Linked DNA regions of Homo sapiens: region 1 is linked to region 2. A link is an interaction called in ENCODE POLR2A ChIA-PET data of the cell type or tissue named here. Cell type or tissue: endothelial cell of umbilical vein. All regions are shown on one strand.

The links. ChIA-PET counts read pairs that join two places held together with the same protein. Peaks named below come from ENCODE experiments on the same cell type or tissue, not always from the same donor. Only the 100,000 strongest peaks of a DNase experiment are listed, where the experiment ranks them.
Region 1: POLR2A ChIA-PET joins it to region 2 with 12 read pairs; 2 of 35 experiments call an interaction of 5 or more read pairs at or near these places.

What each region holds. Positions count from the first base shown.
Region 1 is chr5:138,958,555-138,963,554 of GRCh38, forward strand. All of the region lies in intron 7 of SIL1 (SIL1 nucleotide exchange factor), which reads right to left. It overlaps LOC124901079 (a long non-coding RNA gene), which reads left to right. Exons shown (of 2, transcript XR_007058954.1): 1 at 1-3,667; 2 at 3,780-5,000. Among named protein-coding and RNA genes, the nearest start is that of LRRTM2, 86 kb to the left of the region's middle. In endothelial cell of umbilical vein, no CTCF peak of the experiment used is centred here; no DNase peak of the experiment used is centred here.
Region 2 is chr5:139,213,672-139,218,671 of GRCh38, forward strand. No RefSeq gene overlaps it. Among named protein-coding and RNA genes, the nearest start is that of SIL1, 18 kb to the left of the region's middle. In endothelial cell of umbilical vein, no CTCF peak of the experiment used is centred here; DNase peaks (open chromatin) are centred at 1,890 and 2,060.

The sequences.
Region 1 (5,000 bases), 260 kb before region 2:
AGGTTAAGCATCTTAAGTCCAAAAATCTAAAATCCAAAATGCTCTAAAATCTGAAACTTTTTGGGCATCAACATGATGCTCAAAGGAAATGTTCATTGGAGCACTTTGGATTTTGGATTTTTGGATCAGGGATGCTCAAGTGGTAAGTATATAATGCAAATATTCCAAAAGCCAAAAAAAAAAAAGAAAATCCAAAACATTTCTAGTCTCAAGCATCTCAGATAAGGGATGTTCAACCTGTACCATGATGTTTGTCAAATGATGATATTCAAACTCCTGTCTTTATTTTTCTTGTTTCTATCTTTATTTGCTGGCATTCTACCTAAAAGAAGAGGTTTTCCTTCTTTCCTATTTCTTCATTCATTCATTTACTGGTATCAGTATGGATTAATAGATTCTTATTTAATCTATGGAATGGCATCCATTTCTATCATTTACTTCAATGCTCAAATTATCCTTAATCACCAGGCATTTTCATGCTGGCTTCTGTGTCTTTTTAACATGTTTCCATCACCCTTTAATATTTTCTTACCTTCTGGCACAGGATGTTCTTGTACAAGATATTGCTCTTTTCCCGTGCCAGCCATGGAATCAGCCATTTCTCCAAGGAACAATTGGAGCCCTTTTTGAAAATACAGACTCCAAGCCCTACCCTGCATATACTAAATCATAATCTCAGAGAACGTGGCTCCGAAGACCTGATTTTTCATAAATGCCACATGTGATTCCTACGTTCTGAGGACAAGCATTTGGGATAACTAGAGTCAATGCTCAACCTTTTATCCAGTATAGCATCTCTGGTAATTGGCAGCCCAGTACTTGAAGACTACATCATCAAACAAGGCAGCTTTACGCTAGTTTAAAACTCCTCCAATTGCCAGAAAAACATATTCTGATACTGAGCTGAAATCTGCTCTCATGAAGCTTATACCCTCTGGTCCTATACCCTCTGGTCCTAAGTCTACCCTTGAAGAAAGAAAGGGTTGCCTGATCTTGTCCTGACAGGTCAGCCCTTCTGAAAGTTGGGAGCAGCCAACCATCCAGAGAAAGCTCCCCTCTCACAACGTGGCCTCACGGGATTCTGCAGTCATTCTCAGGGTGACTCTTGAAACTCTCCACTTTCCTGACAATGCTCTATGGGACCCTGTTCCACTTACTGATGAATCCCTACAGTGGTGGTGCCCAAACCTACCCTCAGGGATCCAGGCTGGACAACCCCCCACCCACAGTCCAATGGGCCTGGCTGCCTCTGCCCCAGGGCCACTCTGCCCCTAATGCCTCAATCTCTAGATTTTTGTTAGTAGCCTCACAGAGCTTACAGTGGCCTGCCTAGGTCAAATCCCTAAAGGCTGCTCACATGATCTTCTGATGAGCCAGGGGGTCCCCAACATGGCTCTGAAGCCAAGCACAGGGCTTCGATTTTATTCTTACTAAAGAATAAATATTGTCAGGAGGCAAAAAGCAAATTACAAATGGTATGGGTGATATGACACCATATATTTATTTCTGGGTGGTGAATTTTTGTTTTAAACAAGGAATCTGAATTACTTATAAATTAGAAGTTTAATAACAATAAAATTTAACATGCCACTTGGCTACCTAGACCCTTCCTCCTAGCCTGTCACTATTCTTTTGGATTCTCACTGTCATGTATCTTACATGGTTATCTCTTCCTGATCCGTGCCATCTGTTCCCACATCTTCACATGAGAACCAGAATGCAGGTTAGACAGACAGAGTCTGCCACAAGCTCTTTGGCACATCACTACAGTGAAGGCTCTGTTGACATTGAACCACTTGAACCATTTCTAAATAAACATTGATTAAGTCTGATTGTTCAAGCTGCTACAAATCTACGTCTTTTTTTTTTTTTTTTTTTTTTGATTCAGAGTCTCACCTCACTCTGTCACCCAGGCTGGAGTGCAGTGGCGCAATCTAAGCTCACTGCAACCTCCACCTCCCAGAACTCAAGCTTAATTCTCATGCCTCAGCCTACCACGTAGCTGGGACTACAGACACACACCACAACACTAACCACCATGCCCAGTTTTGTTTTGTTTTTGTTTTTGTTTTTGTATTTTTAGTGGAGAGAAGGTTTTGCCATGTTGGCCAGGCTGGTCTCGAACTCCTGGCCTCAAGTGATCTGCCAGCCTTGACCTCCCAAGTGCTGGGATTACAGGCGTGAGCCACGGCACTCGGCCTCAAATCTACGTCTTTATTATCATTTCTCTATCTGATCTATTAGATTATTATGAGATTCTGTCAAATGATTTCCTGAAACGCAGACTTCCTCTGTGTCTATTATACCGGCCTAATCTGCCAGCCTGGCAAATCTTATGAAAAAGAAAATTAGAGTTGGGAGGAACTTGAGACAGTCTTCTGGGGTACTGATAATGTTACATTTCTGGATCTGGGTGGTGGTTACATGGGTGTCTCCACTTTCAATAATTCATCAAGTAGAATGTGTTAAACTTTTCTATATGGAGGGATGGGGGAGGGAGGACTTAAGCATTAAACTAGTCCAGCAAGACCTGGTTTTATGGAACCCACACTAACTCTAAGAAATGACCTCTTTTCTTTAAAAATACTCTTAAGTCACATCTCAAAAACTTGCTCTGTTATTTTGAAAACCAGAACAGTTGCCCATTGTGTCTCCTTGCCCCTCTCCCAATCCCCATAATGCCATAAAGATTTCTGCACACAGTTTGATGATGATGTCCCTAAGTTTCTGTCTGGCATTTAATTTTTCAGACCCTGTCTAATTTGGAGAAGCCAGTGGTTCATTTACACTTTTTGTACACTCCTGGTCTCAAGTTCCACTTAACTCTATGTTTGTTTTACTTTCTGCAGGAAGGCCATTCTCCTTGAGAGAGAAGGCAGAGGCAAACAGAATAAGCAGTAAGGACAGAGATGCCCTCTATGGCATCTGCTAAATCACCTGATTGAACCAGGTGGCCTAAAGCCTTCCTTGCCATCCCTCTCACTCTCAACAGTAGCTGCACAGGCGCCTTTGTTGTTCTTAGTGTTTCCCAGGTCTCACCCATCTGGTGCTCCTGACACTGTTCTCGGAGGTTGCATCCACTTCTCTATTTGCTCTTGGTTACAGGTCCCTTTTTCATCTCTAGACAAAATCTCAGCTCGAACTGTGCCCCCTGAAGCCATGTGGGTCTCTTTAGGTGGCTCCCTGTTCCCTGCAGTAATCACTCGTGACTCTATTAAGTACACTTCATTTTTCAAACTCTAAGTCATCTTTCCTTTTGAAGCTCCTGTTCAGACATCATATCTACTTTTTCCTGGACCCTCTGAAATTTACTTTCCCTAAAACTCAGAGGCAGAGAGTTTTACCTTCCCCTTTTAGCTTCTCCAAACACAGTCACTTTCTGCTGATGTTCTCTAGACTTTTTTTTTTTTTTTTTTTTTACCAGACAGATCCTTCTTGTTGCTCAGAATATAATTTCAGTGAGGCCCTTCTCCTTATTGCTTCCTTAACCTCCTGAGAGAGAAAACTGTCAGAAAAGAGAATTAAGAATTAAAGCAAGTGAAGAATTTATTGGTTTCTTTTTTTTTTCTAGAAGATTTCCAACTGCCCAGATACCCCGTGCACCACGCCAGTTTGCTTCTGTGCCAGTTTTATAATTTCAATTGAGAAAGCCTCTTCTACACGGAGGGTAAAGAGTTGACAATTACCTCAGAGTTGATTGGTTGGTTAGTTTTTTGGTGGGCTAAAAGCCAATGACCTGGACTTTTTCCATTTTTTTTTTTTTCCTCTTCACCAAAAAGCCCAAACCCAGGAAGCAAAACACTGAGTGCTGCTCTGGAGTCAGAGAGACCTAGGTGAAAGTCCGAGATTCTAGTGTTTTCAGCTGTGTGACTGAGGTAAGTTACTAAGCCTCTCTGTACCTCAGTTTCTGCATTTGTAAAACAGGGATTAATAACAATAATATTTATCTCATGGGATTGTTGCGGGGATGAAATGTGATTTTATATACATAAACATACCCAGAGTTCCTGGCAAATGCCAAGCATTAGGATAACAGCTGTTTTATCATAATATACCATTTAACAAAAATTATTATTTTTACTTTTCTGCTAAGACAGAATGCCAGGGTTTTCAGGCTTCTCAGAAGGGAGAGGAGCTATCTGTGTTGGGGGACAAAGAAGACCTCCCACTGAGTGGCCTTAGATTCCCATTCTCAGCTCCTCTGACTGGATAGACAAAGCCAGTACAGAAGGAATTCATGGGGGAGAAATGTAATTAACAAGCTAGAGGGAGAGATTGGGAGGAAGGATCAAAGCAGCTAATTAGAACTGGCTAAAGGGAGACCACAGGGTAGGGAACATGGAAGAAAGCGGGCTAAAGAGAATTATCTGCAGCCTCTAATTATTCAAAGAATGTCCCTGAGTAATTGTCTCAGGCAGTCTGAGGGAGGCAAGGCAGGAGTAACAAGGTTAAGCAGAAGAAAATTTAAGCTAAAACATACGGGAGATTTTTCACACACTGAGATTTATCAACTTTATTAGAGAACACAGAGGATGTTATTTTAGGTCTTCTATACTCAGTTGGTGGTATAACTATCCCCATGTCTGGTGGCTGGGGGAGAGCGGAGGAGGCCAGACCCTGCAGGGCAAGAGGGGATCCAAGGAAATGGCCCACACAATCCTTGCTCCAAGCTTATAGGCAACACACCTTGTCAACCCGCCCTTTGAGGCTCAGGAAAGAGCTTCCTTCCTCACTCAGATCTGCACTCCCTCCAACCTCCACATCCCCTCACCCTCCTTGTGTTCTGTCATAAACTTGATAAACATGATAAATCTCACTGTGTGAAAAATCATCTCCTCAATCAGAGCCAGTGGAATCACGCAGGGCCTATTTTGCGTTTGCCACACAACTGTAGGAATGTTTATGAATGAGCCATCTCTTAATAGCAAAAGAAAAGGCAATGATCGTAGGACGGTCTATAGCTGAAAATGACAACACTGAAATACTTCGTTTACAGGATT
Region 2 (5,000 bases):
AGAATGGTCTCCATCTCCTGACCTCGTGATCCACCCGCCTCGGCCTCCCAACGTGCTGGAATTACAGGCGTGAGCCACCGCGCCCGGCCTTGTTTGTTTGTTTTTTAAAGACAGGGTCTCACTTTGTTGCTCAGGCTGGAGTGCAGTGGCACAATCTTGGCTCACTGCAACCTCTTCCTCCCAGGTTCAAGTGATTCTCATGCCTCAGCCACCTGAGTAGCTAGGATTACAGGCATGTACCACCACACCCAGCTAATTTTTGTATATTTAGTAGAGACAGGGTTTTGCCATGTTGGCCAGGCTAGTCTCAAACTTCTGGCCTCAAGTGATCCACCTGGCCCAGCTTCCCAAAGTGCTAGAATTACAGGTGTGAGCTACTGCACCCAGCTTACGCCACATGTTCTACTCCTGATGCTGAGGATGGAGTCAGTTTCATTAGGACCACATGGAATGAAAAGAAAATGATGGTTCACCAGGAAGAAATGGGGTACAGTTATCAGATGGAGGATGAATGGAATCTAGGCAGCAAATCTACAGATGGTCATTGCAAATTGCCATATTAATTGAATGCTCACTATGAGCCCGGCACTGTGTTAAGTACATGCATTATCTCATGTGACCTTTACGACAGCCTCATAAGGATTCTATTATTCTATTACTCCCCTACAGATGCAGAAACTGAGCTCAGAAAAGTTGAATAAGTTGTCCAAGTTTATATAGCTGAAAATTGAGTGTTTGAACCCAGGTCTGATGCAAAGTGTCAGAGAAAAACAGATCTTGAGTTAGGCTAAAATATACCTGCTAAAGCGTCTTTTGCATCATTTGCCCAATATTTTTATAATCATTGGGGAAGAGTCTGTGTAACCACAAATTTCCTTTCACACCAAGGACAAGGAAGAACAGGTTTTTATCAAGAAAAAAATCATAGTTGACATTTTTTCCCTTTAGATTTCCAAGTAAGCTTCCCAATTTTGTCAGATATCACATTATTGGCATTGAGATTAAGCAGCTATATTTCTCAGAAAGTCTCCATGCTTTTTGTCACCACTCATCTTTTTCTAACAGGCCTAGAAATTCAGCTAAATTCTGCTTGTCATGTGATTAGGAAGTGCAGAACTCCACACCATGCTCATAACCTCCTCCAGAAATGATTTACAAGAGCTCTTCTGTAGTCCTCATGATGAGGGCCTGGGGCTAGGGATCTCTGACTCCCTACTCTCTACTCCTGTGGACCAGAACCCCAATGATGTGAGATGGATGGGACAGAAGATGTGAGGCAACCAAAGAGTTGAAGAATATAAGAAGTTGCATTTCATTGCCACCACCCGCCACCAATTCCGAAATGTCAGTCCTTAGAGCATCACAGGAGAATAACCTCATATTAAACTGTATACTGTATTAAGCTTCATACTAAGCTGCAAGCGTTAGCACCACACCGACTCCTCCTTGAGAGACCCCATCCCACTACCCCTCCTCCCTAGTACACACACATCACCATCAAAGCAACTTGCATCCCAAACCCTTGAAAGATTTACTGCCAGTACTGCAGACAAATCAGTGAATACCCGGCAGTCGATTCCAAAGACAGGATGCTCATTTGCATGAGGAGTTGCATGTCATTTGCATTATATTTGCAATCCATTTGCATATCACGTCTGCCCTGTCAAAATGTACATAAATGCTTTATACTTTCACTTTTTTTATTTTCTAAAGAGGACTACGCCCCCGCATCCTGCCCAGACTGTCTGGGAAAATTACTGGTTGAGTATTCCCAGCTTAATTGTGAAGAGCCTCACGTGCCATACTGAGGCGATTTCAAACTGTGGAAGAGCCCCAAGGATGTCAGAACCTAGCTTGAGAAACTTCATTCATTCATTTATTCAACATGTCTTTATTGAACACTTACGATGTGCACTGTTGTTCTAGGTGCTGCAGATATATCTGTAAATAATGAGATGAAAATAGTTGCAGCATTAAAAGTTAAATGCTGTCATTTCAGAAAATCACTTGGCACCAACCCAATCAATACATAATACAAGTGCAAAAAAAAAAAGGCACTAAAATTTCCTGAAAGTGCTTGGTTATAAGGTCATCCGGTGTTACAGACTATGCTTATGTCGTTATTACTATTTTGTTAAGATTAATCCTGGCCGGGCATGGTGACTCAGCCTGTAATCCCAGCGCTTTGGGAGGCCAAGGTGGGAAGATTACTTGGGCTCAGAAGTTCGAGACCAGCCTAGGCAACATGGCAAAACCACGTCTCTACAAAAAATACAAAAATTAGCCAGGTGTGGCTGTGCCTGTAGTCCCAGCTACTCTGGAGACTGAGGCAGGAGGATCACTTGAGCAGGGGAGGTCAAGGCTGCAGTGAGCCATGATCCTGCTACTGCATTCCTGCCTAGGCAACAGGGCAAGACCCTGTCTCAAAAAAAAAAACAAAACAAAAGATTAATCCTGAAATTAAAACAAATAGTAAGCTCCTTATTTTTTTCTTTTCTTTTCTTTTTAAAATAGAAACAGGGCCTCACTATGTTGCCCAGGCTGGTGTCAAACTCCTGGGCTCAAGTGATCCTCCCACCTCGGCCTCCCAAAGTGTTGGGATTACAGGCGTGAGCCATTGTGTCCAGCCAGTAAACTTCTTAAAGTTTACTCAAGACACCTGAGAATGTGTCCCCAAGGGATCCAGGAACTCCAAGTTTGAGAAACACCAATTAAGGATCCATTAAACAATTTAAATAGGGAAATAGCCTGGGTTTACATCTTAGATCACTCTGCAGCCATGTGGAGGGAGCATTGGAAGGGGTGGAAGGCCAGAGGCAGATAAACCAGTAAAAGGCTTCAATAATCTAGGTGTGACTCAGATGTGGGACTGTCCACACTGTCAGCCTCATAAATCCTGTGGCCCCTTCACTGATGTCCATCTGAAATCAAGTCACACCACACACTGGATGGCTTCAGAAGTTTTCAGTGAAAATTTGTACAGTCATGGGGGGTTCATAACATACATTGTTTCAATCGAAAATTCAGCTTTGAGGCAGTCGCAGTGGTTCATGCCTGTAAGCCCAGCACTTTGGGAGACTGAGGCAGGCGGATCACTTGAGGTCAGGAGTTCGAGACAAGCCTGGCCAACATGATGAAACCCTGTCTCTACAATAGGACAATATGAGGGGTGGTCTCCTCCCTTACAGGGAGGCAGAGGTTGCAGTGAGCCAAGATCACGCCACTGCACTCCAGCCTGGGCAACAGAGTGAGACTCCAACTCAAAAAAAAAAAAAAGAAAGAAACACGGTTAGAATGGATTGCCTGGTTTAGATGCTCAGAGGTGCCCAGACAGAGTCTGGTTCAAAACCCAGGGTGATACCAACACATAAAGAGAAGAAGGGTAGTGAAGGGAAGCCCAAGGGGAGGACATGATGAGCGGGGTAGAAGGTATAGCAGAAACCAAGAGAAGAGTTTCAAGAAAGAAGGAGCCAGCAATATAAAACTCCACAGAGAGGTCCAGTATGAGGAAAACTGGAGAGAAGTCATTGGATCTAGCAATTAATGTGACTTTCTAAGAACAGTTTTGATGAGGTCTCATGTGAGACACTCTTTTTTTTTTTTTTTTTTTTTTTGAGACAGAGTCTCACTCTGTCGCCCAGGCTGGAGAGTGCAGTGGGGAGATCTCGGCTCACTGCAAGCTTGCCTCCTGGGTTCATGCCATTCTCCTGCTTCAGCCTCCTGAGTAGCTGAGACTACGGGTGCCCGCCACCATGTCTGGCTAATTTTTTGTATTTTTTAGGAGAGACGGGGTTTCATGGTGTTAGCCAGGATGGTCTCAATCTCCTGACCTCATGACCCACCCGCCTTGGTCTCCCAAAGTGCTGGGATTACAGGCGTGAGCCACCATGCCCAGCCAGAGACACTGTCGATTACCAACCCAAAAGCCATTTTCCCACTCTTCTTCCTTACTTGCCAAGACCAGCTCGGTTGTGGAGACCATAACCCAGCAGCACTAGAGGAATTAAAGACACACACACAGAAATATAGCGTGTGGAGCTGGGCACGGTGGCTCACGCCTGTAATCCCAGCACTTTGGGAGGCCAAGGTGGGTGGATCACGAGGTCAGGAGATTGAGACCATCCTGGTTAACATGGTGAAACCCTGTCTCTACTAAAAATACAAAAATTAGCCAGGCGTGGTGGCAGGCACCTGTAGTCCAGCTACTCAGGAGGCTGAGGCAGGAGAATGGTGTGAACCCAGGAGGTGGAGCTTGCAGTGAGCTGAGATCACACCACTGCACTCCAGCCTGGGCGAAAGTGCGAGACTCCATCTCAAAAAAAAAAAAAAAAAAAAAGAAAAAGAAATATAGCGTGTGGAGTGGGAAACCAGCGGTCTCACAGCCTTCAGAGCTGAGATCCTCAAACAGAGATTTACCCACATATTTATTGACAGCGATCCAGTGATAAGCATTGTTTCTGTAGATTGTAGATTAACTAAAATATTCCTTACGGGAAATGAAGGGATGGGCCGAAATAAAGGGATGGGCTCTGGCTAGTTATCTGCAGCAGGAACATGTCCTTAAGGCACAGATCGTTCATGCTATTGTTTGTGGTTTAAAAACACCTTAAGTGGTTTTCTGTCCTGGGTGGGCCAGGTGTTCCTTGCCCTCATTCTGGTAAACCCACAACCTTCCAGTGTGGGTGTCATGGCCATCACGAGCATATCACAGTGCTACAGAGATTTTGTTTATGGCCGGTTTGGGGGCCAGTTTATGGCCAGATTTGGGGGCCTGTTCCCAACACTTACTGGCAGGGACTGCCTCACATTATAAGGCCTCAAAACTGCTAGATACTTTGCCAACACCCCTCCCCCCACCTCCTTTAAACCTAGGGGTGGACATGTGACCCAGTTCTGGATAATGGAACTTAGGAGGAAGTTTTCTGGAAGATTCTGCAAAGGATTTTCCTCCCTAATGCAATAAATATGCTTAGGGAGAAATCTTTAATTCCTTCTTTTTT